Regions from separate parts of the Homo sapiens genome. Here all the other regions are linked to region 4. The links are chromatin loops, found by intact Hi-C in ENCODE. Cell type or tissue: PC-3. All regions are shown on one strand.

Region 1 (5,000 bases), 290 kb before region 4:
TGAAGCTTACTGTATATCAGACACAGCTAAGCATTATAGATTGGTAAGTAAAAGACAACATTTCTAGGAAAAAGGAACTTACAGTGTAGTGGGTGATAGTTTAATGAACAAAGAATATCCAGGAGGAACGAAAATCTCAGTTGGGGTTGGGACATTGGTGTAAAATTAAGCGAGTTTCCTTGAAGGAGTAATTGCATTCTAGAAAATGAATAAGAGTTATCCAACCTAATTTGTAAAATAGGTTTACAGAGTGTAGGAATCACAAATCCAAATACAAGGAGATGAGAAATGTAGTAGCCAAGATATAATAGACAGTTCAATGTAACTAGAAAATAATGCATGAGAGGGCCAGAGAGAAGAGATGACATTAAAGAGCTAGTCTGTGGTCTGAGGTGCCATGATTAATACTTTAGATTTTTATCCAGAAGGCTACTGGGAACTAGTCATCATAGATGATTGACATAAGAACTGCATTTTGAGAAATACTTCAGAGTCATTATAGAAAAGTTTGGAGAGAGACAAGGCCTCCACCTAAAGTATAAATTTTCTATCCTGAATATCATGATACATTTTTAATCAAGACAAAGGCAGACAGATTCAAATTCTAAGCCCACCTTGGGTGGACCCTCTGAATTTTTGTCTTTTTTGTAACAAATGTAGATTCTCCAGTAGATTCACAATAAGAATAATCCCACCTTGGCCAGGCGTGATGGCTCACGCCTGTAATCCCAACACTTTGGGAGGCCAAGGCAGGCAGATCACGAGATCAGGAGTTTGAGACCAGTCTGGCCAACACGGTGAAACCCTGTCTCTACTAAAAATACAAAAAATTAGCCGGGTGTGGGGATGTGCACTGTAGTCCCAGCTATTCGGGAGGCTGAGGCAGGAGAATCGTGTGAACCCGGGAGGCAGAGGTCGCAGTAAGCCAAGATTGCACCATTGCACTCCAGCCTGGGTGACAGAGTGAGACTCCATCTCAAAAAAAAAAAAAAGAAAAAAAAGAATGATGAATGATCACGCCTTTCGGGTAAGGCCGTACTCAAAGGTGTTTGTACTTCTCCTTCAGCCCCTTAGCACAGAACAATTTTAACACAGTACAATAATCACATTTCTCCATATTTTGTCTGTCAGATAAACCAAAGACAATCATTACTATATTTATAATTATCCCATGGGTCACCACGCAGCTCAGTTCTATTTATTATATGGCTACATGCAACAAGGAAACGAGGGAACAGGGAAAGCAACTCATAGCATTAGATGTGGAATGCCACAATGACTCATCTATCCAAGAGTTTGTAAAATTCTTCATAGGTTATGAAATGTTTTCTTCATAAATCTTTAATGTTTAGTTGCTTCTCAGTGCTGTTGACGCAGGCATTAACCATGAGAAAATGGACACACCTGGTCAGGCAAATCAAAACCTGGACAAACAAATTGCTTATTCTCTTCCTTCTAGTCCAACCTCTGGCCACTAACTATACTTCAGAGAACTTGAACCATCAATTAGTCTTGCTAAGCTGGTCTATGCAATGTCCCATCCATACAAACACAAGTCCTTCACAGGACCAGCACTGCTGGTCCAATGTTCTAGGAGCAGAAGTGAAAATGAAAACCAGATTCTTGAATTATTTTCCCAGGATTGTTTCAATGGAGTGTCTAATTTCCTGATAACAATCTAAAGAAGTCAGTGACACGTAGGGAGCAGATGAGGATCATCAGGGCACACCCAAAAAGGGTTCTGCTGTATTTTCAAGGAACTTAACTCCATATTAACCAGGACCTATTTGCAAACAATATCACTAGCTTACTTAATTGAAATAAAATGCTGAATATAATTTTAGTTGGAAACATCCATGTCACTGAAAGAAATGGGAGTAAAATGGTCTTATTTTGGAGATGTTTTCTTTCTTAGGACATCTGTCATTTCATGAACGGTTCATCTTCAGGCTCCTCCTTGCCTTAAGTGAGATTAACAGACACTCTGAATCATGTTTATTTATTTATTTTTTTCTTGTGGGAAGAACAAAATGGGGGCAAGGAACATAATTGGAATTTGTAAAATTTAAATATTTATACCCTGAAGAGAATTAAGCCAATTTGATATGGTAATGTTCTAAATGAAATGCTAATAAGCAAAAGACTATGTAATCTCACCCTGTCCTATGACAATCGTTTGACAAAATTCAAAGTCAGCTCTGTAGTTTAATGCTGATGAAGGACCAAACATTCAAGGGCAATTTTCCTGTGGTGGATGCTTAATATGAGACTGTACAAAAAGGACCCTGGTGAAAGCAAATACTTTATAACGGTTGAATTATGGCTGCATTGACTAATTGCAGTCCTGCTCCCTAAAAACCTGTGCAGGTGTGCAGAACCAAGATGAGGCATTGTTTGTAAGAAGAGAGAAGTCGCTGTGGGGAATCAGGCTGCAGAGGGCTCATTGACTTCAGTGCCAGCCTCAAGATTTGTGAGGTTAGGAGACTAGAGTAAAATATGAGGCTCCCTGACAGCAAAGCTGTTTAAAACTGACCTTGCTCACCTTGGAGGATAACCAAGGAACTGATTGTTCCACTGCACTCTATAACTGCCAACCATGAGGAAAAACAACATCAGGTCGGCTCAGGCAGTCTCCACCAGGGAGAGCTATGTTCAAAGCCTTGCGAGATTCCAGAAAATTTACCCATTCGTCAGATGTTGTTACCCTCTCAGCACTTCCTTCATTGAGTACCACAGTGTTTACATAAACTTGCTGAGGTTTTTTTTTTTTTTTTGGATAAACCTACCATACTGATAGCCATCCATTTTGAGACAAAGCCTTCCCTTTAGCAAACCAGCTTAGAGAGAGGGTGAGTGTAGCCAATCACGGTTCCCTAACTGACAATGTTGTTCTGTCCACAGTGTGGCCTAGACTAAGACAGAACATTAAGAAGAGAGAGATGATTTTTTTTGTCTCTGACAAATGGAGAGATGAAAGAAAAGAAAGTATCCTATTTTCATCCCAAGGATAGTGAGACAAAATCTCTTTTCTGAGAGAGCCCAGAAATGTCATATAAAGTATAAATTTAAGAGCTAGACTGAACCTTGGAGGTATAATGGACCTTGTCTTTTATAATTCTTTCACTATAAATATAAGGAAAGCTGGGGTTCAGAAAGTATTAATTTTGCTATGTTCACACACCTCACTGAAGAAGATTCCAGCCTTAATCAGCTCTCCTAACCTCTAGTCCAGTTCTCTTTGTGCTACATTGCCACATTGCCAATTCAAAATGAAATTATGTGCAAGACATTTATATGAACCTGAGTGAGTCATTTTAATCAAGTCAAGATCCCTTTAGATGAATTTTGTGGGCCATTATTCACTCTACTGATTTTTGGATTAGAAAAATAATAATGATTGAATTGTATTTAAAGCTCTCAGGAATCCAAAACAATGTACTTGAAAGACATATTCCTGCATGGATAATTCATGATCTGACAATAGAGTTAGGACTGGGGTAGAGTGTATCCTTGGCCTGTGGACCCACATCTTTCTGTAGGAGAGCTCTCAAAACTAGTACTGAGGAAAGATGTCTCTGAGAAACATTGTCCACTATCGCTACCATATATCCTTAAGGTTTACAAAATCCCCCAAATAATATCACATCATGTCTATTTTTTCTAAAGATTACATCACTTGGCCTCCACAGAATAGACAGAATCATTCACTTAGTACTTTTCCTGTAAGACACACTGACAACTTCATGTTTGGGTTCCCATACCTCATCCTCGGACTGTATAACACTAGCAATTTGGGTATGGAAGAGAAAAGTTATCTTCAAGATAAGAACCTACAGCAGGGATGCTCATATGCACTTTTCCTCACTAAAAGGAGGTGGGCTTACTGTTGAGGAAGCCTCACATAATAGTGATTACAAAAGAGGAGTAAATCCTAATTTTTCCTCTGGAATACTTCTGTAATGACAAAATAAATATCTTTTATTTTTTTAAATTTATGAGAATTATAATATTTTCTGCATTGGAATGGGTATACATATATTCACTGGAATAAATGTGATTCCATTATTGTTCAGAATTCTGTTATTTCTGTATCAAATGGAGCTCATCTAGTCTCATTTTCTGTATGCTCTGAGGACTGAGACTGCATGAGTATTTCTCCAAATGAGAAAGAAAAACAATTATATCATTTCTATTTCATTTCAGCTTACTTAATAAAGGAGAAACAAGAAAATGTAAAATTAATTGCAAGAGGTAGGTTAGTACTGGGAAAGTTAATGAGGAGCTTTTATGGGCTGTAATTTTTATTTATTTATTTATTTATTTATTTATTTGTTCAATTAATTATTTATTATATCTATTGGATATGGCTAGTGTGTAATAGCCATCTGAGTGCGTTTAAAGCTATAATTACCCAAAAAATGAGTCCTGCCCTTACAACTTGTAACCTAATCAGATTCAGGAAAGCAGAACATTCACATATGGAGTGAGTGGAATTTACTTAGCTATCTCATAAAGTGAGATTTCAAGGAAATTTCTTTTCACCTGATAAGAGGGTGATATCTACGTGGTCTTATTAGTCAATAGACAAGTTGATAAATAAGTTACTTGCCACCTACTACTGGAAGACACTGTGGTGAGCAAGGTGAGAGGAGAAAAAAGCATATGATAAGCTGTATTCATCCTCAAGTCAAACTAGCAGTGACCAACCACAGTGTACCAGGCAGACTACATATATCCTCTTTCATAGATTCACATTTATTCAACAACAAAGCATTATTATTCTCATTCCCTAATTTTACAGACCAGAGAGCTGATTTAGTAGCTTGAATGATCTATATCAATGATTTCTCTGTTGGCTGTTGCACTAGCCAGATATAACATGTGGTTGCCATTCTACGTGTTATTTAGAAAATTAACTTGCCTACATAATAGTAAAATAAAAGTGGTGTTTTTATATGTTTTTAAATTAGTTTTTAATTGGGTAAAATTTGCCTAATGTA
Region 2 (5,000 bases), 120 kb before region 4:
AGCAGATAGCTTTTTTTGTCCAGGTGGATCATATTAGTCTCAAAAAGGGGTTTTACTTGGTTAAAGTAAACTGGTTTAAACATGGTTTAAGTAAAACGTGATTTCCAAGTTTTACTCTTGGAAAACTTTTAGAAACCATGAAGTCAGAATTTAGGTAACAAGAGAGCAAGTTTGACTTTGAACTACTAAATGAGTCTGAGGACAAGCAAGCAAAGATTGAGTAAGCCAAATATGACTGTTAAATGAGTGATCTAATTAACCTCATGAGGATCTATTAGAAGAGAAGCTGCTTAAGAGACCAGTTACTAAAGAAAGACAATTCAAATAACAAGACACTACAGCCATGATTAACCATGTAATTTACTTCAAATTTTTATACTCAAGATCCTCATTCATTGTAAAACCTGACCCATAAAATATATCTTTTATTTTTACATCTGAGATTCCCATTTCCACTAGCCGATTGTTAGATTCAAGAGACGGAAAATCAAGACACGGTATTCAAGGACCAAGTTTCAAAAGAAATACATCCAGCTACCGTGATGCCTTAAGTAATGGCACTGAAATAGATCAGAAGTATGGAGGGTTCTGCTCAGGGGTTATAAAACTGTAGGGTCTTAAAAGTGAAAGTGGATTTAGAAGGCAGCTAATCCATTTCTTTTATTTTACTCATATGCCCAAGTATCCAACCCCATGCTCTCAAAGATCAGCTCCCTGTGGTTTCTTTTTAGAAAGCAGAAAGTCAGTCTCACTCCCTTACCAAATGATCTCATTAACATCACGCCCTTCTCTGTGCTGTTTCTCACTCTTCCACAGGCCACTGTTTCCCACTGATCCCCACCTGGAGTTAGGTGCACACTCCCCTCAAACGGAATGCGATGATAGTAAGAGACAGTAAATGACACTTTACAAACGGAATGCGATGATAGTAAGAGACAGTAAATGACACTTTACAAACGGAATGCGATGATAGTAAGAGACAGTAAATGACACTTTACAAACGGAATGCGATGATAGTAAGAGACAGTAAATGACACTTTACTTTCTCACTTTGTCCCACGGTTCTCGGCAACACCATCAAATAGACTTTACTGAAAAGTTTGGGTAATTCAAGGGAAATAGCACATAGAATGTGAAAAGTTAAATTATGTCACAAATAAAACATTTTCAATAATCAAGAGAGAAACACAAAACAAGTTTGCTTTAATGCCACCTCTTTTTGGCTTCCCAGACATCAGATTTCTCTATTTTATAAAAACCCACCTTCTTTTACCCCCATTTGCCTTTAGGAAAATACTACTAACTACCCCAAGGATTCTTCTCAACAAAAATCACCTATGTGCCTCCAGCAAGAAAGTCTCTCCCTTAAGAGTCATTAATTCTGGAACAATATCCTGAGGGCCTTCAAAGGGTCAATCAGTGATGACTCATAACATTCAAAGTTTTATACCATAAATCTATATAAGATAGAGCCCTCATGGGCCACTCTTTTTACAATCTCCTCATCAGCTGCATGCATAACTATATATGCTCTCAATTGTATCAATCAGGGTAGGTCATGAAAAGGAAAGCCATTGAGATGAATAAGAAGATTACCATCAGAATGGCTGGAGAGTAAAGATAAGAAAGGCCACTGCTAGCTTTCAGGAGTCAGAATGCATGGATCACAGGAAAGCCCCCGTGAAGGATCTCAGCAGCCCACACCATTAAAGTAGCCGATTCTCAAGAAGTGGCCTAGAATGAGACAAAATTTATATCATATCTACCTCTGATGATAACCACACACCTGTCCATAGTCACCACTAAAGAATAATAGCTTCTTCTTTTCTTCCACTTTCCAAGAATTACACAAATGTCTCTTATTGGCAGAATTTAATCAGAGGCCTGCTGAGAAGAGCCTAGAAAAGTAGTTGTAGAGATAGCTTAGACAGACTGGGATGATCCTCAGTATCATTCAGTCCTAACCTTTGGATACTCACCATCCATACATACCTGTTTACCAATATCTAAGTTTTGAAACAACAAAATTAAAAAACAATAGTATGCTTTCACCTAACTTGGTGAATGTATTCCTTACACAAATAAAAGCAGGTTCATCCTTTCACCTAAAGGAGAAGACATTTGCCTCTCGAGTCCCATAATTCACTGTATCCAACTCTGTTGATGTTCATGTCTATTCTCAAAGTATCCTTTGTTATTTAATATTGTACATACTGAATTATAAGATATTAAGGACTGAATTATGTCCTCCCAAAATTGATGTGTTGAAACCCTATCCCCAGTGTGACTGAATTTGGAGATATGGCCTTTAAGGAAGTAATTAGGGTTAAATGAGGTTAGAGGAGTGGGGCCCTAATCCAATAGGACTGATGTCCTTAGAGGAAGAGGAAGAGACACCAGGGGTGCATGCACACAGAGAAAAGCACATGTGAGGATGAAGTGAGAAGATACCCATCTGCAAGCCAAGGAGAGAGGCCTCGGGAAAATCCAAGCCTGATGGCACCTTGCTTTTGAACTCTTAGACTTCAGAACTGTGAGATAAAATCTTCTGTTGTTTGAGCCACCAGTCTGTGCTATTTTGCTATGGCAGCCCTACTAGACAAAGGGCTAGCCACCAGTCACATAACTTACATAAAATAGCAAAAAAAATGGGGTAGGAGAAATGATTAACACATTCTTTAGTATATAATAAACAAAGAAAAAAATATGCAGTTATCACCATCCTCATTTCTGTAACTGGTCATTTATTTTTTCCACAACTCATTCCATGTGCTTATCTCTGCCACATGTTTTGATTCCTGCATGGTCTGAGCCATGTGTGGCCTTGACTTCAATTGCTATTATCATCCATTAACTTTTACCACTGGTCATGGAAGTACCAAGAGATACCTTTAAAAATCTCCTGAGTTCTACATACTCTTTCTTACTTTGTAGTAGAAACCCTGTTTCCCTCTGATAACCAGGATGAGTCATCACAGTCAGGAAAGCAACTTTCTTATTTGCTTGTTGATTCAATGGCCTGAGAAGGCTGAAGTAACCATGTAGCAATCTCAACTGCCAGTTAAATGGAGCCCTGCTTAGTCTCCCAGTGTGATTATTCTCTTTTTAAGAAATAATAGTTTTTTAACCAGAGAACCAAAACATGCAGAAGGAGAAAGTATAAATTTTGTGAGAGGACTATTTTGGGTAAGAGTGAATAAATCCACTCTATTTCAATCCCTTGGATCCTGGACTCAAGCATTCTTTGTATTGAAGAAATAACATCATATTAGTCACTGGTTCACAGCTTATATTGCATTGCATATGACAGCTCCTCAAATTCCTAAGTGTTGTAATCCAGGGCAGCTTTGTAACTATGAATCTAATAGGCCATTCCACTGTTCTGTCAGGCCATCTGTGTTTTGCAGTGAAGGAATATCATATAAAACCAGCATCTCCTTCTCCTGACTCCCACATGGATTTAAGCCCATTACCTCTGCTATTTTATTGTACAATATCTTTCTTGGTCAAAAGCAAGATTCTGTGTGATACCTTGAGGCATTCAATTAATCATAGATGATAGTATTAGAAGAAGCATTGAAGGCAAGAAAGGCAGAGTGAGTGCCTTTTCCTATGAAGACAAATTGCTGCCCCCTCCATGATGGAAGAGATCCAATGTGATCAATGCACCACCAGGTGGTTGGCTGGTCCCCCAGACAGTGGTGTATTATCAGGGGCTCAAAAGTAGACACTGTTATTGGTAGATTAGTTACTCAGTGGTGATGACAGACAGTTCAGTCTTGGTAAAGTAAGCCCCTAATTTTGAGTCCATACATATCCACCTCCATCCCTGAAGCCATAGCCACTGTGTTCATTAGCCCATTAAAGCAAGCACAGGAATGGCTGACTGACATCCATGGAATAGGTCATCTTGTCTACTTCATTATCAAAAACCTTACTCAAATGGCTTCCCTTTGAGTATTGAGTATTTGAATATTGTGATTTAAATATTCTCTATGTCCCCATTGCAAGAGTCCTATCCACAGAAGTCTTCCCTAGATTGCTTTTCAGCAATCCATCAAGCTTGTGATTTCTAAGTTCCTTCTAAACAAACTGTTAGCTTGCTGCCCTGTGATTACTTTAGATACATACCTTTGCTACCTCTCTTTTCAGGCAAGTAAACAAAGTATTCAGAGCTCTGCCCACAGTATTCAGGGCACATTAGTGCTAGAGCAGCTGACCTTTTACTTGCATCACCATATGATGCAGTAGTATCTATAAATAAGGCTAAATAGTCCTTCTTCCTCTGTCAATTAGTCATAGGGAATGTCCCATAAGGCTATAGGTATGGGTAAAGAGATAGGCAGACGTGTAGCAAGAGTAAGGTGTGGAGCATCTGATCTACTGGTTCATGCCACTCACATGTGTTTTTCAGGACATACTTGTGCCTATTTTTATATACCCACTTCTACATGCTGAGGCATGCTATTGCCCAAGCCAAATTCATGACTTTGGTAGTCATATAACACATAGTTCATTATGGGAAGATTATGTCCCATAGTCTTCTTAAGAGAAGAATAATTAGAAGAAACAAGCATGCAAAGGCTTTTCTCAAAGCCTTCCCTCCACGTAATCCTTTTCATTCAGCTGCCCAAAGAGTGACAGGGTGACAATATGGAAGATTACCTGAGATGTTTTAGGGCAGGGGGACCTGCAAGTGGCATTTAAGACCATATGCGGATTCTATTGACCAGAACTCATCTAACTACCAAAGTGTCTAAGAAATGTAGTTTAGCTTCCTCCTCTTCACTGCTAAATAAATAGATATTTACTATTGCATAATTTCTATGAGTTAGGAATTTAAGAGTATCTTAACTTAAGAATAGCTTAATTTGGTCTGGCTCAAGGTTTTCCAAGAAGACCTTGTAATCAAGAAGTCAGCCAGGGATTCAGTCCCTCGGGATGTCTGATCAGGGAGGGTGTGCTTTTACGCTAACTCATGTGGTTGTTGGCAGGCTCCA
Region 3 (5,000 bases), 61 kb before region 4:
TACAAAACTGTGATCAGGCCAGAGGGCAAGTGAGCACTGACTGAGTAAACTAAAAGAGCAAGATAATAACACAGTCTGCCTTTAAAAGGACGCATGTAAAGATCTTCTCCCTTTTCCCAAATTCCCTTCATAAAAACCAATGTAGAAAAAAGTCTCTAGGGCCCTAGGGCCTGAAAACCCAGCACTGAGAAATTATTTTAACCTCCTGGATGGGAGATCTATGAGCTGTATATCTGAACTTAAACACTGTCTGCAAGGTTGACAATGATGATAAGGTTCCCAAGTCAAATGGTAAGTCTGACACAATCAAACACAGCTGGGGTAACTCTATACCACATGTGGTCATCCGAAACTCTTCATTAGCAATGATATTGCTTAGCAAAACTAAAAGTCAAAATCACAACAATGTTTTCAGTGAGTCTTTTACATTTTGAATCACCTTGTTACCATACTATTTCTAAGAAATCTAAGTAAGGAAAAGGAAGAAATTACAAATTTTACATCTGCTTAATATAGTGATCTTCAAACACAGTCACCTGGAGTGCTTGTTAAAACACAGACTGCCAGTCCCCACCCTCAGTTTCTGTTTCAGTAGGTTTAGGATGAGATCCAAAAATTTGCATTTCTAACACATTCCCAAGTGATGGAGATACTGCTTATCCTGGGACTATACTCAGTAATTCCATAATGTCTGCTATATCTGAGTCTGGTTTTGGTGCTTACCTTGTTTTTTTCTTGCCTTTTGACATGTGTTGTAATTTTTTGTTGAAAACTGGACATGATTTATTGAATAATAGGAACTGAAGTAAATAGGCCTTTAATGTGAGTTTATATGTTTATCTGCCTAGCAGTTAGGCTGAATTTAATGTGTGGTACAGCTATAGGTGTCAGAGGCTTCAATCACCACCGGCGACCTTGTTTTTGTCTCCCATGTTGTCTTTGGGTTTCCCTAGAAACTCATTCTTAGATACAGTTTTTGTCTTTCAGTGATCCAAGTTGTAATTCACTGTTATTACGTAGGAGACCTATTGGTGTAGTGTGATGGTATTGAGGAGGGAAGCATTCTATAATATTATGATTAAATTGCTGTTTCTTATGGGCCTGAGTCCTCGGACTGCGACCTTCAGAAGTCTTTCTTAGCCTTTTTTTCTCCCTTATGTGAGGCAGAAAAGGTACAGAGGACTCGGTTGTCTAATTGCCCTTCCTCCACATAAGATAAGAGTCTAGTAAACTAGTTTTCCTTCAGGGCAGGACTTTGATATGAAGAACACACCGGGCTTATTTCAAAATGGTTACTTTTGCCCTGCCAAAACCACAAGGGGATTTTTCTCCAATCTTCACTAAAAGAATCTGGTAGGAATCTGCTACCATATGAACGTGTGTGTACCCCCAAAATTCATGTGTTAAAACCTAACCCCTAAATTGATTATATTAAGAATTGGGGCCTTTGGGAGGTGATTAGGTCATGAGAATGAATACATTATAAGATTTGAGGGAGACTGTTTGCCCCTCCTGCCATGTGAGGACTCTGCAAGAGAGACTATCTATCAGAAATGGGGCCTTCGCCAAATGCCAAATCTGCTGGAGACTTAATCTTGGATGTCCCAGCCTCCAGAATTGTGAGCAATAAATATATATTGTTTATAAGTTACCCAGTGTGGTATTTTTGTCATAGCAGCCTGAACAGACTAAGACAGGATCCCACAGATAAATCTCACAAAAGCATGACAGGTCCAGGTCCTCCTAAGACTGGGTTCCAAGAGTTTTTAACTCTCAAGCTTGTCCACACTCAGCTTCAGCAATTTTTCGGTTACCTTTAAGAAACACTCAAATGCTCCTACCCATTACTAGCTCCAGTGTTTGTGTTTCTGGCAAGCTGTGATTCTATTTGCCTGTCTCTTCAGCTTCCCAAATAGCAATTTACCCTGTCACCTCAATTCCCTGATAGACTAAGAAGAGTTGTTGAACTACATTGTTTCTTGTGGTGAGGACAGGTGAGACATTTCTAAGTTATTTACATGTGTAAGAAGAAACCAGAAGTCTGGACTGTTTGGGGACCACTTTAAGAACCACTGGTTTAGCGAGAAAATAGCCACCTTCAGTCAATCTCAGAATACATAAAAGCCTTAGGCTCCACTGCATAGCCTCCAATACCCACATTAATTTAATAATCATTTGTAGCATTATTTTCTTCCAGCCAATGTCCTTCATGTCAAAAATAATATGTGTCTCAGAAAAGGGAGAAGACCCAACACCCTTGATTGAGAGGTCTCATGTTGTACATGTCTGAGCCTGCCTCACCCTGAGTCACATCCTCACCCTAAACCACATCCTCAAGTGTACCTGTTGGAATGCTTTTAGCTGCAAGTATCAAAATACCTGACTCAAATGGTAGGAACAATAAGAAATGTTCTAACAATAAGTATTGACTACATAAGAGAGACTCTGAAGCATAATGGACTGCAGGGCAGGGGACCTAAAGGCTCAACTATGTCGTCAAAGCCACAGGTTCTTTCTACTTTCATCCTGCTATCCACACTCTATTTTATTCTAAAGTTGGCTCCCCTTATGTTTCCAGTAGGTTCTCAGTGACAAAAAAGGCTAAATGTTTTCCTCTTCATGTCCACTGGGAGAGAAAAAACTAGTTTTCTCCAGCACTCAAATAAATGCTCTTTCTTTTATACTTTTTGGGACAACTTAGGTCATATGCTTACCTCTAAACCGATACAGATGCTCCTGAACTTATGATGATGCTATATCCAGATAAACCAATTACACGTTGAAAATACTGTAAGTCAAAAATACATTTAATACAGCTGACCTACTGAACATTATAGCTTAGCCTAACCTACCTTAAACATGCTCAGAACATTTACATTAGCCTATAGTTGGGCAAAATAATGTAATACAAAGCCTATTTTCTAATAAAATATTAAATATATCATGTAATTTTTGAATACTGTACTAAAAATGAAAACAAAATGTTGTATGAGTATTTATCATTAATGTGCACAGCTAAAAGCACCATAGTAAAGTTGAAAAATTGTAAGTTGAACCATCGTAAGTTGGGAATCATCTGTAATTACTGCCACATGAAGCTCTGAGCCAATTGGCTTAGGCTTAGGTTCCTGAACCACCATATTCAAGAAGTATGAGACACATACTTTGTTTTAACTAATCAAGAACTAATGAGGAGCTCAGTCAGTTCTGCAAACTACAAATGAGAAAAGAAAGGATTCTTAGAGCATAGAACTTTTGACATAATTTTGACATGTGCTAATATGAGTCTAAATTTGAGAATACACACCACTAGTAACTGTGAATAATTCCAGTGACACACTTTTAAGACTTCCGGTCTTAAATATAAAAAGTGTCTTGGACACAACACCTATCATGCCCACTGAAGATATTACTCTAAAACATTCTCACAAGATGTGAAATCCCTTCTCCTTTCCTCAAAAATCTCCAATTGGCTTCACAACTATTTAACAGGAGAAACAAAATAAACTTTAGCATTCCCTTTGCCTTGGACTCCTTTAGAAAGTTGTAGAGCATTATTTTCCTTTTGTATTTCAGCAATTCTGTTTGCAGGCGGCTTCTTCTTTTTTTTTTTCTCTAAGCTGATCATTATGGATAAACATAAAATCTCTAAATAGATTTTCCTAGTCAGTTAACCATAATCTTGGGGGAAAACATAAGGTAGAATCATTATTAAAAACCATTCTCAGTAATACACACATCTTTATTATGTCAGTCTTTTGCCAAAAAAAATAAGATTGATAGTAAATTCCACTTAATTTTTTTCTTCACAGAATCAAGCCATCTGCCTCAAAACACACGACCAGCCTCTGTTAGATGAATTCACACATTTTAAAGCCCCGAAGTAACCATTTGAATGGAAATTGGACACTTCTTGTCATTTAGGAAGCTTTTTTAAACTGGAAAGGCTTCTCATTTGTTCAATTAAATGTGTGTGTATGCAATACACTTTATGAAATTTATCCCAAAACAGTGAGGGCTGAAATAATATTTGAAACAGATGGCACAGCTGCTGTATTTAGAGAGCTACCCATGGACATAGATGGGGACATTGAGGGAACTATGAAGTGCAAGCCAAAATATTGTACAATCAAGACTCTTAGTCACAGCCATTAAAGATGGGAAAATCTTTTTAATGTCAACCTCTTCCATAATGGAGGTGTGTGGAAAGTGCTACGATGTAAGTCAAGTGGAATTTATACCCTTTTCTGGATGAACTCTTTTCTTCTCAGTTGAGCCTTAAAATTTGAAAATGCTGGATCTGCTGCCTTGGAGTTTTCTCTCTCTTGAATACTATTTGAAAACGATGCTGAAAGTATCATTCCCCAGGGAATGTTAGACAGTGCCGTGTGCATAGCAGAGAAAAGCAAATTATAGTGTTTAAAGCTAGAGGGAGGGAACTGATGGAAACCACAGACATCATTTCTCTAGTGCCCTAATTTTATAGGTGAGGAAACAAAGGCCAAGGAGGGTTAAATGATTTCACCTCCACCCCACAGAACTGGTCTCTGGAGACTCACTCCCAGGCAACTTCCATCACAAATACTGTTAACTAAAAGGAAAGGAAAGTTTGGGTATTTTTTTTTATTTTATGCCATTTTGTTTCATTTCATTTTAAATAAGACTGTCACATCTTTTAAAATTCCATTACTTATGAGGCAGATTTAGAAAGGCAAAGTAGGGAAACAGATCAATTTTTTCTTAAAATTGTTTTGAGGCAAAATTATTTTACAAAAATGGAAGTCTATATGCTCTAATTTGGGGAAACTGTGTGTGAGAACAAGAAGTTTGGCTAGATTTTTCATTTCACATTAATCATGTGGACATAACTTGCACGTTGTTTTAAAACACCTGACAATTCTGCATATTAATCTAATCAAGGAGGCTAATTTTTAAACACAAAATTTTTGAACTCAGAATTCGTGAGTGGGTGTAATATGCCTGAGCAAGCCCCAATCTTC
Region 4 (5,000 bases):
AGTAAGACCCCCCAAGGTTAGGAGGAGTCAGTGGAGAACAGGTCTACTGGCTATGCCCACAACCATGGACTCTTTCACACAGAACTCAGTTTCACATAAGGGATCTTGCCAGGAATGGTATAATAAGCCTAAGTGTGTTTTAAAGGGTTACTCTAATCACAGTATGGAGAATGGACTGGAGTGGGGGAGGTGACAAAGGAAGCAGAGATACCTGATAGAGGCCTCTGCCATGGACCAGGAGAAAAATTATAAGGACTTGACCTAACACAGTGGACATCGAAACAGAGAGGGAAAAAAGGATTTTTGAGAGCTATGTCTGAGGCTTGAGCAAATGAATTTAATACAGGAGGTAAAAGAAAGGACTTAGAAGAATTTTCTCCAGGTTTCTGCTGAGGCAGCCCAGTGTGGAGTGGTGGTATAAATCCATGCTGCTCAAACACGAGGATGGTTGGCGGGGCTGGTTAAAACACACGCTGGCCCACCCCAGAGTCTCAGGTGGGGCACTACTGTAAACTGGGCTAGGCAGGGCAAGTAAAGAAACAGGTTTTAAGAAATTAAAATGAAACTAAATTATTGGTAAGGAAAGAATGAGCAATCTAAATTCCTTAAGGGAAGAAGCTCTGTGAATTTAAGCTGTGTTATCTTTCAAAGAAAACCTCTGTCAAAAACTAATCAGGGATGCATTAATTGGTTTTGTATTATCTGAGAAAATTGTCAGAGAATGATAAAAATCTACTTCAAATCTAGCACATCCCAATGTCAACTCTAAGAAGCTTTTATCAATGTAGATACCAATATTTACATGCACCATTATTTTAGCTGCTAAAACAAATTTTGTAATAAATTATTCATCAATTACCAAAGTAACCATCTTATTTCATATAAGAAAGGGGAGGAGAAAAAAAGTAAGGCAGCAAAAAGAGGTCCTTGTGGGAATTACCTAAAATTTATGTTTAAAAATCTGCACCCAAATTCATTGAAGTTGTTGATAGAAATTTTTTCCTTGTAGGTATAATACTTAGGGCCCTGGCTTTTTGCTGGCTATTGATTGGAGGTCACCTTAATCTGAAATTAAGAAGACACTGGAGAGTGCATATTTATACCTAATTGGTTACTAATTTGTATTAATAATCATAATATTTGTTTATATTTCTTTCCCACTAATATTGGTTTAAATTTCCACAAGTGTGTGCTGATCCATATGTTTATATTTATCTGTGCATGTGCATGGCACTTGATTTTGTTTGTTTGCTTGCTTTACTGTATAAGCAATAGACCAAAAAGTTAAAGCTTGAGGTCATAATTTTACAAGAGCATGATGAGAACTGAAGAAAAGTTTGATAATCCAGAAGCTTGGGCTAATTTGTCACAAGTGTGGTTATGAGGATATAGACCTTTCTCCCGAGGGCATCAAATTCAAGGAAGCATTTTAGAAAATTCACAAGTATTGAGAGATGTAACGGAATATGAAAGCCTGGAAGTTGTATATGTCACTATATAAATTGTGTGAGATCACAGTAGGTATGAAGCAACTCCTCTACTGCTAAAGATTACCTCAAAAAGAGAAATGTAAATACATAGCTACCAACTTCCTCTCAGTGTATATTGAGCTATATTTTTCTAATCCCAGAAACAAGTTTAAATAAAAATTTTTATTCACTTTTACCTGGACTGATACCACAACATCATAGTCATCAGGACTGAAGAATAAGTTTTGTAGTGATGGAGGAAGATGTTTCAGTGTAAAACTAATCAAAATGAAATCAAATTTATGCCCTAGCACGTTGCTACTCACAGTGAAGTCCAGCAGCATTAGAATCACTTGAGAACTTGTTAGCAATGCAGGATCTCAGGCCCAGTCACAGGGCTGCTGAGTCAGAATTTGCCTTTTAACAGAATGCCCAGGTGATTCATATGCACATTAAACTTTAGGAAGCATTATCTCAACACCTGAGCACCAAGTCAACAGAGTTTACCAACTACAGTGTGACAAATGGGTTACAGTTGGGCAGAATTAACAATTTCCACAGCCCTCAGCAGAGCTAGGCAGAGCCCAGATCCTTTAAAGCCATTGGGCCAGCCTCCTGTAGCCATGTCCTGGCTTATCCATTTACCCTCATATGCTGTGCAAACACAGGCTTGAATTTTATATGTGTACTATGTACACAAAGGAGAATGTTATGTACTTTTCATGTACTAAATACATTAAAAATGTTAAGCCAGCACTATCCTAACCAACTAAACTTAAACAAGTGTTAGAATGTGAATTTAATTTTGTGCAGTACTTGATGTCATGATACATGTCATAAAAGCATCAAGTGGTACGATACCAACATTAACAATACATATCAAAATTCTAGAATTCGCATAGCTGCTGCTTTGTTTGAAGACTTACTATTTGTTATCCTAGGAGTCAGGATGAAAACTCAACCAATGCTTTTCCAAAAGTAGCTTTCGGAATTGGTTTGAGGCATCTCTTTTTATCTGATGGGAAGTGAAAGCCACTGTACTGAATTAGAAGATGATAGCACACTCCAAGAATGAGAAGAAGCTAGGCTTAGAAGCAAGTCCCTTACATTTTCTTTTCAAAAGAAATCCACATCTTACTTCTTATCCAGAAAGATTTTATTTTAACATTCTTGTTGGAAAGGGAGCATCACTATAAATAAAAGCATGTCAAATTCATAACTCAGATTCTTTGTAATGCAGGGCAACTTCAGAACAAAACATTCTATGTGCTCTGCCATCTTCATCTCAACAAAACTCATATCCTCTAGACCTATCTAATACAGTCTAATACAGTAGTCACTACCCATGTATGGCTATTTAAATTTAAATATAAATTAGCTGAAATTTAAATTTCAATATTCATTGAAATTAAGCAAAATAAAAAATTCAGCTCCTAATTTGCATTTACTACATTTGAATTGCCCAAAAGGCATATATGAGTAATGGCTTCTATAACAGATGTATAGATATAAAACATTTCCATTATCACAGAAAGTTCTATTAAATGGCATTACTTTAGACTTTACATATACATTATGTTCCTTTGCCAAGTTCCTGCAGAAAAAGAGACAAAGGGCCTCTTTTTGTCATATTACTGCCCTTTAACACAACTGACTTAAGTCCAGTAATAAAATAGTGAGCCAACCACACATTTACTCTCAAGCTCCTTCCTTCCTCGCTGCGCCAGGATCAGGAACTAGTAAGACTTCCCTGACCACTACAGGAAGATCACAGACCCAGGGCATATTCCAGAAGAAATGTGGTTAGAGTGCTTTTAACCAGGCTCCACATTCTTCCTTTATAGTAGAGTGTTGAAGCATGCCCACTCCGTTCCTACACCACCCAAAATGCTCTACCCAAATGGCCACCATTTAAAAGAATTAAATTATGTCTATTAGTTCATTCTTTCAATTCTCACTAATATTTGCATTCATGAGGTAATCCATTCTACAAATACATATTGAATGACAACTATATCCTAGGCACTGTGCTACACACAGAAGATATAGCAATGGCCAAGACAGACGTGGTCATTTTTCTTCATGGCACTAAAAGTTTAGCAAGAAACAATGAACAAGTGATTACCGATGTGATAAGTACAACATCGGGGAAGTAGCACATAATAAAACAGAGGCCTTAACCTAGTTTTCTGAGTTAGGGAAAGCTTTCTGAGCAAGTGATATTTGAGGTGAGTTTTGAAAGACAAGATCCTACTTAGAGGAGGGGAATAAAAAGGAGAGAAATGACATCCCAAACAGTGGTAACATTATGGTCCAAGGCATCGAGGTTGCAAATAACAAAACAAAAATGGAAAGAGAATCAGTGTGACTGCCTCATAGAGGTTCAGTAGAGAGTGGTAGTGATCAAGGTAAGATCAAAAGTGTCACCATCTGATTTACATTTTTAAGGGTCACTGACTACAGAAGATACATAGGAATGGAGCAAGAATGAAATCAAAGATATTATTTAGACGTTCTGTGCAAAACCATGGGCTGGGGAAGAAGGCAGAGTAAAAGCAGTAACGGTAGCAAAAAAAAACTTAGAGAATGAACAAGCCCTAAGATTTAAAGGATATTAGGAGTGAAGAAGAGAGAGGAGTTTAAAAAATGACTCCCAGATTTCTAGTTTTAGGGATTGGCTGGATGATAAACTGGCAAACACTGGAAACACTGTGGGTTGCAGGGGACCAAGCATTAGAGTGAAGTGTGAGGTCTGTGAAATTAAAGACTTCTGTGAAACATGTTAAAATGAAGATATTGAGTAGGTAGCAGATAGAGCTATAGGTCATAATCATGGGTGTAGATTGAAATCACAGGGGTCAATATGATCACCTAAGGAGAGAATATGAATTCAGAAGAAGAGCCCCTGCAATAGAGACTCACACCTTGCCACATAAAGGGCTACAGCCTGTGTTCTGAGAAGGACAGCCCTGGCTTCACAAGATTTAAAAGCTAATAAATATTCCATTCAGAATCACCCAGGATTCAATCTCAGCAATCACACATTTGCAGTTGGCAAGATTGTTTCTCCAAGGTTTTCTGCAAGATTTGAAATATTTAAACGCTTTCAGATCTTCATCCCTGTCTCTTTGATTTAGAGCAGAGAGGTAGTGCTCATGGTGGACTTTGGCAGTTCTGGTCCAGAAGAGACGTCCTCCCTCCATTCCTTGAGATGCACAGCCATCTGGTGGCCATCACTTAGCGGAAGAAATCTTACCTTCTCTTTGGGTTGGTTTGAAATCCACACACCTTTTGGATGATCTCCTATGCCTACGAAGCTATTTTTAGCTTATTTTATAGCATCATTGACCTTGAAGTGTAATTGAGCCGGAAGATCAAGTGAAAGTAAAAACAATCACTTTCTCCCTCCTTTCTTCAAATATTGTTTTATGCAAACATCAGAATCTGTGGGCTTTGTTAATGGCAACAAAAAATATAGACTGCAAAAGTCCTCATAAATTGCTATAACACCATAGACATTCCTACCATTGA
Region 5 (5,000 bases), 160 kb before region 4:
TCTGGGCAACTAGTGAAGAATTCTGACTTCATTTTTTAAATGTCTAGGTACTACTTTGCAATTTTCCATGCCAACAGAGGAAAGAAATACTGTGAATATCTCTGATACATGGAATTAAGGTCTTGTTCATCTGTAGTGATCTGTATCATCAACTGGTTGGGCTTGACAAAGTTAGGAAGAGGAAATCTAAGTAGAGTAGAACCTTCTCAATTCACACCGCCTGTTACTCACATCCTCCAATATGCCCCAGAGATTCCTTTATGGCCCACCTACCACTCAACCATACCTATGTGACTTCAACTTCCACAGTTAAGACACATCAGGATAAACTAGAAGTTTATTAATTTCCTGATTTGTGAAGAAGTTATAGGAATCTAAGGGTATGATTAAGCTATTGAATTAAAGCCCAAAAATGGGTTACTGAGATCAAAAGGAAAAATTAATATTTTCTCACTTAGGTAAAAGCCTCAGATAATGTTATGTGAATTTAACTCCAGCCAGTTTTCTAACAAAGAAAAGCCTCTGAGGATTAACATGGGACTGAAGATTCTTCCACTGATTCTTTCTCCACCAATTCATGATAGTTACATATATGTTGAAGAGGTACAAGAAGAGGATATGTCAGAGAGTCTATAATTCGGATGAATATTAAATTTTTTCCTAGTAACTTGGAAACAAAAGCTCATCTATCTGTTGTCTTTTGAGCCCATGTATAAAACCTAACCACCATGCCTAAGAATCAGGGAGTAGATGGATGGAGAATTTTTTTTTCTCTCTCTCTCATATGAATACATACAGAATATATCGCATCCACAATAGTAAATATAAATCCCATTGCACATTATGGTATAGGCAGGGTTACAGAATGAACGTATTTGTGAAAATTGTAAAGCTGCTATTTGTGCACTTTAATATCTGTAAATTATATCTCACAAAATAGAACTGTAAATAATAATAATAAAGTAGGGGTGGGAAGTGGGCAGAAGCAAATATAAAACAAGAATGGCTGAATATTGATACATTTTGAAGCAGGATGATGGGTGCATAGGGGTACATTATGCTATTTTGTTTACTTTGAATAGGTTTGAGATTTCCCATAAGAAAAGGTTTTAAAAACACTAATAGTTTTAGTTTCATTATCCCACAGTCACAGCTTTTATCGATATAAGGACCATGATTAAAATCCACTAATATCTTTGACATTTAACAATGCAGACTGAAGACATCACCTTCACACAGCCCTACCTGAAGGAAACAGCTTGACATTTTCTAACCTCTGGGTTTTTGCTTGAATAAAGATGGGACATTTAAAAAGCATTCTCATTGTCATCAAATATTGTTCTATTGCCTTGGAAAGTCAGGGATACCCAAGCAACTCTACACAGTTAGGATTTTTAGGCCTGCAATGTTGTCGCCATTTCTTTCCACTACCTTAAATAGACTGAGCTACTTGGACTTACCAATGTCCTCTCACTACCGACTTAGCCTTTATTAATTCTACTACTGTATTTCTGAGATCCTCAGATTAAAAATACTCTGTACTATTACACAGCATCCTACTTAAATTACTGATATATCAATACTGAAGTCTTTATAAAAAAGTTTAGTTGATGTTCAAGCTTTGGTACAATTAAAAGTGAAGGTAAAACTGCTTTACAAGCACAGATATCTTGAAATTATTATGTAAGAAATGGTTAGTGCCCAATAAATGTTTAGTGAATGAGTGAATGGTAGAAGAGAGATATTTAAGTGATTTAAAATTTTTTCTAATTGACTTTGAAGACAGAAGTAAAAAAAGAGCAGTAAAATACTTAAACTAAAAAAGAGCATTTCAAAGATTTCATATTTAGTGTCACTGGGAAGCATTTATGGACTTCTTGTGGGCTAAGAAATGCCTCATTTTACTGAGGCATTTTTAAAAATACATATAGCATTTTTTAATTATAGAAAGGACTATTGGTCTAATAACTGCTAAGAGAAGCAGTCAAATCTCTAGGGGAAAAAAATGCCTTTACTTACAACGCATTTATTATGAGGATAGCCTTAGTTTGCTAAGTTTAACTTTGGTGAAAACTGGTTTTAAAAGATCTAACCATTGAAACCTAAAATGAGACAAAAAGCTTTGTGGAGTCTAAATTAGCTGAATAGTTACTTTTTCTCTCTTCTTTGCTACAGTTTTTGTGCCAAATACTAAGTAGCAACAGCTTAAGAATTTAAATAATCCTAACCACTCTTCAACAAAGGGGCTATACTAAATCTGCACTAAGCATTCTACACAATGGTTTTCTTTTTGTAACAAAGAGTAGCAAGTCAATCATTATCAACATCAAAAGCCAAAACTAGTAAATTAAAATTTAGACAAAATCAGCTGGTTTTGCTCCTGCCATATTGCAGTGCCTAAGTGCCCAATCCTTCATTTCAAAGAACATTAGACAGTGAATGCTCTTCTTTCTAGAAGCAAGCCAAAAGAAGTATATGCAAACTTCTAAGGTATCGTGTGAAGACAAAGCACCAATCCAATGGACTGAGTGCCCATAATCTGTGAGAAATTCAGAGGAGATGAGAACAAAAGCTTCACATTGTATGCACTTCATACACAGCCTTTGAAACACTAAGCTTTGCAGCAGCAAAAGCACAAAATTGTGCAGTCCTGTCAAATGTTACATTGCCAGAGGACGAAAATATCAGTAAGGACTGCATCTAGAAATTGCATTTTAGCAGTCTTTTGAGATGCACACAATGCACATAAACACACACATACATATATATGTGTGTCTATATGAGAGAGAAAGAGATCTCTCTGCATAGCTCATTATAGAGCAGGAATATTGTAGCTGACATGTCATTCATATGACTAACGATATAATCCTAATTTTCTCTCACTGGCAAGTTTTTGATGCTTTTTTCCTTCAGGGCTACACCTTGTTTTCTTCTTAGAGTCAGCTTAACAATGAGTTGTGATGGAAATTTTGTCCTAAAAATGTTTAGTCATGGGTGCAATGGGTTAGAAAATGCTAAGAAAGCAGAGGAAATGACTCATATTGGTTTGAAATTCATGTGGAATGAAAATATTCCACACCTGTGGTCAGCTCCTGGTCTGGGTTAGTAGCCTCATGCTGAATATCATAGGCCAAAGGGAGACTAGTTTGAAGAGTGGTGAGAGGTCCATTGCTACGGGCAGTAATGGAAAGTCAGCAGGATGACCATTCTTCCTCTTTGTATTTTTTTTATTAGTGTATGGGTTGCTGCATCAGGTGTGGAAATAGGAAGAAGTGTGGGACAATATCTCTACCCTTGAGCATCACACTATCCCAATGAGGGAAACAAGACACATAAATTAAATAAATAATAAATGATAAAGTACAGTATATTTCAAGGACCAAGTAAATAGTGCAGTCAGTAAGTGTGGAAAGAGTAAAGAAAAGGGAGAGATATAGTCAGGGGAAACTTCTGAAAGAGACAACCATGGTGCTAGCCCTTCTGAGCATGGAGAAGGCAGAGGGTGGGTATTCGGCAAAGGGACCCCCGGCTTATCCCCATAGAGAAGCCTGGGACCCTCCAGCCAGGGAAAAACACAGCTCAGACTTTCCAATGTGCGTAGCAGGAGGTCAACTCTTGTTTTTATTCCAGTACCTCTAAGCCTACGACTCATCCTTTAGTTAGCGACAGGAAATGTGAGAGACTGTGTTCAACATAAAATTTCCTACATAAAACCCTGCTGAGAAAAGTGCACATCAAGGAAAATCATTCAAGACATTTACTCCTCAAGGATTTCTAAGCTCTATGCTTGCATCAGGTTAGAGCTTCATAAAGCTACACATCATGACTACCTTAGCTTGGACTAAAAGGACTAAAAACTTTCTTTACTGAGTTATGCTTTAAAATTAAACTCTCTGGCCAGGCGTGGTGGCTCACTCCTGTAATCCCAGCATTTTGGAAGGCTGAGGTGGGTGAATCACTTGAGCCCAGGAGTTCAAGACCAGTCTGTCCAACATGGCAAAACCCCATCTCTACTAAAAATACAAAAATTAGCAGGGCATGGTGGTGCACACCTGTAATCCCAGCTACTCAGGATACTGAGGCACGAGAATTGCTTGAACCTGGGATGTAAAGGTTGCAGTGAACCGAGATCACACCACTGCATTCCAGCCTGGGCGACAGACAGAGACTCTATCACAAAATAAATAAATAAACAAACAAACAAACAAACTCTCTGACTTGGAAAAATCTATCAAAAATAATAATCCCATAGTCTTTGATCCAGTAATTCTAATTCAAAAAATGGTTCCTAAAAACAATTTCCCTCGAGTATATTAATGTGTATACATGATCGTTTCGGTATTTTTTATTTTTTTCTTTGTAGTTGAGAAAGACTGGGCAAATAGATACACCTTAATGCAGTTAACCCATCCTCTGAAAATATGTATTTACCATGCAGACATTTAAAAAAGAATAATTTATCTGTCCATATACTGACCGAGAACTAGCAAACTAGGAGCCGATATCTACATGATGAGAAGGAATCATACATACGATGATCTTGGATTAGAACATAAAAGCCTTAGGTGACAACAAAAGCAAAACTCTGTAGACAAGATGTCCTGAAGGATCATAATGAAGGCCACCCATGACTGAAGTGAGGTGGATAAGGAATGAGAGGCGATGAAGACTGATATCTGGGCATGGAGAAGATTACATATAGCCCTGAAGATTGTGGCAAAGAATGACATTGTAACCTAAAAATAATGGAGCCAGCACAGTATTTTAAGCAGATACATGGTTTATCTTTTAAAATAGTCACTCTACCCTCTGTATGAACATGAAGTATACAGGTGTAACAGCAGGGTGGGGATACAAGATAGGTGGCCATTGCAGCAGTCCACGCAAGAAACAGTGTGATCACAGGGCAAATGTGGTGGAGTAAATGGTGTGGGGAAAGATTCTGGAGATAAAATGCTTGCTTCCTCTTCCTTTTCATAGTTCTTGTTTTGCTTCATTAC
Region 6 (5,000 bases), 220 kb before region 4:
CCCCATAAATATATACACCTACTATGTACCCATACAAGTTTTTAAAAAGTAAGAACTTTCTCCTGAACTCAAAGTGTTTAAAAATCTGCACCAAATTGTCAATTTCACATTAAGGGGAGTCAAGTCTAATGCCATAAAATAATTGTGTACAAGACAACTGAATGGTCAAAGTCTGAGAAGTAAACTTTAAAATGAGCTACATAGATGCTTATATGTTCACTATAAACAATAGCTTTTTGTTTCTAGATATTACTGTCTCTAACAGAATCAGAGAATGTTATAATACCAAATACAACAAAGGAGTTTAGAGCATAAATTGTATATCAGAATCAGTGGTTTGGCGATTGTGGAGTCCACAATAGACACTGTGTTAGGGTGAAGAAAGCCATGAGGCACATACATATCCACAGCCTTCCTCCACAAGGTTAGATTTTGCTCACATTTATACATTAGTCCATTCCAACTCCGATGTTATAAAAAAAATACTAATCCATGGGAAGCGAATGCCAATGAAATGGAAAAAACTCCTGCATTATTAAAGGACAATTTTAAAGACTCATACAAGAATAGAAATATTCTTCAGGACAGGAAGGGAGAAGGTAAAGAAGAACTAAATTTATAGAGTATACCAATCTCTTCAGGATGCAAAGTTTAAATAGTAATACATAAGCAACCCAAAACAGGCCATTTTCACATTACATTTTTTTATAGGGCACGGTTAGAGCTTCAGCTTTTGAGCTCCATTTTAGTTTGATTGCTCTGAATTTTCTTAAGTATCATCTGAAATTTAATAGTTTTTTTATAGAGATGTTTCTGGAGATCATTTTATGTAATTTTGACACACTCTTATGCAGAGTCCTTTCATTCTTTAATAAATTCATATTGAAGAGTAACATACATATGGAAAAGCAAGCAAATCAAGTGTTCACAGAATGACTACATTTGGTTAATCATCTTTCTGATGAAGAGATACAACATTTCGGCATCCCAGATCTTCCCATGCCCCGTTCCAAGAACCACCCCCCTTCTTTATGGGAAGACTTGTTATTCTCCAATTAATGACAGAACATGAGTGTAACCTCTTAAACTTTGTAATCTGTTATTTCTTTTTAGTAGCATGCCTAAATGGTGTGGCAATGATAATATTTTCAAACTGAATTTAAAAATGAATGGCCCAACTTTATGACTCATGAGGATTTAGGCAGTCAAAGAGTTTTAACCTAAAAAAGACAAGAGTTTGAAATTACCTGCCATCCAAATTAGTGGCTTGGACAGCTGCAAATACTTTGGTTTTCAAAGGTAATCCTATACTGGGGATAATTAACTGCTGGTTGTAGGTTGAATCCTAATGATGAAACAATAAAAAATCTATTATTACCTCCCCAACAACAGCACACTTACTACTTAAAACAACAATATTAGAGAGAGAAAAAAGAAAGTAAATCAACATAAACCTACAGAATCAATCCAAAAAGGATTTACGTGACCCTCTGGTTTCTTGGCAGAACTGTTATTAAGCCATATCCATGTAACAAATTGATTCCATGTGTGAATCTTTTTGTTTCCATAGTTTACCATATATGGTGGCTAATGTTCACTGTATCTAAATTATATTCAGTGGTCACTAGTTAATATTCAGTTTGGTTAATATTCAATGGTCAATATTTAGTTTACTTAAATTAATGTTCCATTTATTTGATTATATTAGAGACTAATATTGAGTTTATTTAAATTATATCTGTTTAAATTTAAGCCCTTTACTGTAGGCACTGTAGTTCTTATACTTCTGATAATATTTTATTTACCAAAAATCACTTACCTGGCAAATTGAAATTGTTAAAGTTTAATTGAAAACCAAAGTAAGACCATTTTAAAGTCACAGAAGAATAGAAATTTTCTTCTAGGGAGAATAGAAGAAACTACAGGAGAACCAAATTTCTAGAATGTATCAATATCTTCAAGATGCAAGCTTTAAATAATAATACACAGAAAACCAAAATGAGACATTTACTCATTACATTTTTTATAGGGCAAGATTCAGCTTTTGAGACAAACACAGACTCCAAGCTGCTAAAATACATGCCATATGGTTCCTGCACAAATTCTTTAGAGGTCACTTATAGAAGGGTATCTCAGGACTTCATTTTTACTTTTCTACCCTTATTTTGGACCAGTTCTAGAGAGCTTATTTGTATCATTCTCAAATCCACAGTAGATTAAAGCATCGGATTAGAAATTAAGAAGTAGCAGGTATAATTTGATAATGAAGAAAACCAGAAAAAATAGAGTGCAAAAAACAAACCAAAAAAACCCTCCAAATTTAAGCAGTCACATCATTTAACAGAGGCCAATTGTTTCCCTAAACTTAGTAATTCTGAAGACATTGCTGTTTGGCAGAAAAGTTTTAATGTTCATTATAAAATCTTAAAATCATTGGGAAAGACAACATATCAACCATAATATCTTTAGAAGGCTTGGAAGAAAGCAAAATATTTTGAATTTTATAATTTAAGACAGTAATAGTTGGGATGCTTCATTTTTGGAAAAAAAGTTAATACGAAACATTTTATTGCCAAATAAAGCCAAATATATAAGAGATATACTTAAAAACTGATACTCTTCAGTCTTTTGTTTTCTATATTTTGGTGATAAATGATTAGCTCCTCTAACCATGTCTGATAGGTAGTATTTTTATGTGATTATCTTTCAGGCTCCCTTTTCCAACTTCTCCAAATAATCTACACTTCATTAACTATACAGCCCTTTCATCTTATATTTGCATCATTATTGTGCAGAAGAATGCTTACTTTCTTTACAACATTATATTGCTGAGTCATTTTGCAAATGACATATGATCCACCTGTGATTTAATTATGAATCATCAATTTTTTCCTACTGGAATTGCTTCTAAGAGGTAATTTTCTGACTTTAATTTGTATGGTGGCTTTTACTCATTAGTAATATATTGTCCCTAAAATCAATTATATCCATTTTAATTTTTCTCCAACATTTAAAAAATGTTCATAATTATAATAACCTTATTTAATATTTGCTGACTCTCCACACTCTCAGAAGAATCTAACATTTAGGTAGAATTCCAATACACAAAGGCATCCTTACTTTCCATTTCCACAATGAACAAAACTGACATATTTATATTGCACAAAATAAAGCCACAGTTCAACTGGTAATCTGCATATATGAAAATCACATAGCTGATAGAAGTCATTGGTTTTCTAAATATAATTTCCCCTCAGTATACTTACTGAATCCCAGAGCACATAAAAATAAACTATTGTGCTACATCGAACTGAGTGCAACTTTTCCTCTCCAAATAACAAATCAGAAAATGAAAGTAGTTGGGATGTAATATAAAATTTCATTATCCTCAAGGGTTAGAAATAAAAAACATTCCATGTGAAATAGGAATTAATGGCTTCAAAAGATTATAATATTTTATTTGGAATGCTACAATAAAATTACATCTGGCTAGCTACATGTTAATATTTCAAAAATAATAAGTATGATTTTGGATCAACTAATGAAAGTATATCAAAATTTTTTCTAGGGTAAATTACTAATTTTTAAAAATCCTGTAAAATGGCAAAATACTATGATGACACTGTGTTAAAAAATTTTTAGTTTGAGGCATTGAAACTCTTCTGTATTATACAGCAATGATGAGCAAATGCCACTTTATATTTGTCAAAACCCATAGAATGTACAAGAGGAAGAGTAACCTAAACATAAAAGAAATGTCAACTATGGACTTTGGTTAATAATGTATCAATATTGGTTTATTAATTGTAACAAATGTTTCACACTAACACAAGATGTAAATAATAGAAAAAAATATGTGCAAGGGGAGGGGGTATATGTGGGAACTCTGTACTTTCTAATCAACTTTTCTGCCAAACTAAAACTGCTCTATAACTGATTTAAAAAGAGAAGTATTTTGGCACCATCTATTTCACTTGTAGTCTAATATCAAAAAATTGGTTATCGTATAATTAAAATATTAAGGTTATCATCTAATTATAGGCTTTTTTAAGCATTACAATTTCAGAGATTCTTTTAAGGATTATACCTTGTTAGCAACAGAACTACAGTACCATCTCTTAATGATAAAAGAAAGACCTTAATAACAAAGCCTTCCTGAAATCCACACTTCAAAATTTTGATTTTCTGCTATTTCAGTGAGAGAATAGTTTAATTTCACAGAAAATAATAGTATCATTACATGTCATATGGATCATATTTTTCAGTTTTTTAGAATCAGGAATTCTCATCTTTGTCTCACTCAATTAGAACAAATAATATTAAATCCAACTAGTAATCTCAACTCAAGCTCAGACAGCTTATGCATATAAATTAACAGACGGGAATTTTCCAGTTTAAAGTTATATAAATATTGTTAACAACAATAGTAAATATCTGACCATATCAAAAGTGAATACTGGCACACGCTTGCTGAGTATTGTAGAACCAAGTATCTTGGCAGCTTCCTTTTTTTTTTTTTTTTTTTTTTTTTTTTTTGAGACGGAGTCTCGCTCTGTCTCCCAGGCTGGAGTGCAGTGGTGCTATCTCGGCTCCCTGCAACCTCCGCCTCCCGGGTTCACGCCATTCTCCTGCCTCAGCCTCCCGAGTAGCTGGGACTACAGGTGCCCGCCACCACGCCCGGCTAATTTTTTGTATTTTTTAGTAGAGACAGGGTTTCACCGTGTTAGCCAGGATGGTCTCGATCTCCTGACCTCGTGATCCACCCGCCTCGGCCTCCCAAAGTGCTGGGATTACAGGCGTGAGCCACAGCACCCGGCCGACAGCTTCTCTTTGCAGAAGAAAGTTTAGAAACGACAGAAAGGCAATCTTGATTCTAACACATTTTAATTTGTTGTTTAGAACTCTGTGGTGTCAGACTACAAACTTATAAACATGATTTTTTTAAATGCCTTTGGAAAATGTCCTACTACAATATTTATAGCTCATTATATTCAAAGTAT

What was found. A loop is a pair of places that touch in the nucleus more often than their neighbours do. Peaks named below come from ENCODE experiments on the same cell type or tissue, not always from the same donor. Only the 100,000 strongest peaks of a DNase experiment are listed, where the experiment ranks them.
Region 1: a loop joins it to region 4, with 3 times the contacts of the local background. A loop is called at or near these places in 99 of 110 quality-filtered maps.
Region 2: a loop joins it to region 4, with 8 times the contacts of the local background. A loop is called at or near these places in 3 of 110 quality-filtered maps.
Region 3: it touches region 4 in a loop (5-fold over the local background); 4 of 110 quality-filtered maps call a loop at or near these places.
Region 5: a loop joins it to region 4, with 10 times the contacts of the local background. A loop is called at or near these places in 2 of 110 quality-filtered maps.
Region 6: it touches region 4 in a loop (4-fold over the local background); 6 of 110 quality-filtered maps call a loop at or near these places.

The regions. Positions count from the first base shown.
Region 1 is chr3:102,527,298-102,532,297 of GRCh38, reverse strand. No RefSeq gene overlaps it. Among named protein-coding and RNA genes, the nearest start is that of ZPLD1, 95 kb to the right of the region's middle. In PC-3, a CTCF peak has its summit at 2,630 (motif pointing right); DNase peaks (open chromatin) are centred at 407, 1,387 and 2,657; H3K4me3 peaks cover 432 bases; H3K27ac peaks cover 3,766 bases.
Region 2 is chr3:102,353,327-102,358,326 of GRCh38, reverse strand. No RefSeq gene overlaps it. Among named protein-coding and RNA genes, the nearest start is that of ZPLD1, 79 kb to the left of the region's middle. In PC-3, no CTCF peak of the experiment used is centred here; a DNase peak (open chromatin) is centred at 2,996; H3K27ac peaks cover 1,350 bases.
Region 3 is chr3:102,296,646-102,301,645 of GRCh38, reverse strand. It overlaps LOC107986105 (a long non-coding RNA gene), which reads right to left and starts at 2,789. Exons shown (of 3, transcript XR_001740817.1): 1 at 2,715-2,789. RefSeq lists an enhancer at 1,640-2,839. In PC-3, no CTCF peak of the experiment used is centred here; DNase peaks (open chromatin) are centred at 1,945 and 2,325; H3K4me3 peaks cover 918 bases; H3K27ac peaks cover 2,645 bases.
Region 4 is chr3:102,235,565-102,240,564 of GRCh38, reverse strand. No RefSeq gene overlaps it. Among named protein-coding and RNA genes, the nearest start is that of ZPLD1, 200 kb to the left of the region's middle. In PC-3, a CTCF peak has its summit at 4,690 (motif pointing left); DNase peaks (open chromatin) are centred at 1,914 and 3,184; H3K4me3 peaks cover 973 bases; H3K27ac peaks cover 3,456 bases.
Region 5 is chr3:102,399,014-102,404,013 of GRCh38, reverse strand. It overlaps a transcript of ZPLD1 not described here. Among named protein-coding and RNA genes, the nearest start is that of ZPLD1, 34 kb to the left of the region's middle. In PC-3, no CTCF peak of the experiment used is centred here; DNase peaks (open chromatin) are centred at 3,033 and 3,663; H3K4me3 peaks cover 424 bases; H3K27ac peaks cover 2,359 bases.
Region 6 is chr3:102,458,626-102,463,625 of GRCh38, reverse strand. ZPLD1 (zona pellucida like domain containing 1) reads right to left here. Exons shown (of 12, transcript NM_001329788.2): 7 at 1,248-1,345. Among named protein-coding and RNA genes, the nearest start is that of ZPLD1, 26 kb to the right of the region's middle. In PC-3, no CTCF peak of the experiment used is centred here; a DNase peak (open chromatin) is centred at 2,845; H3K4me3 peaks cover 370 bases; H3K27ac peaks cover 1,252 bases.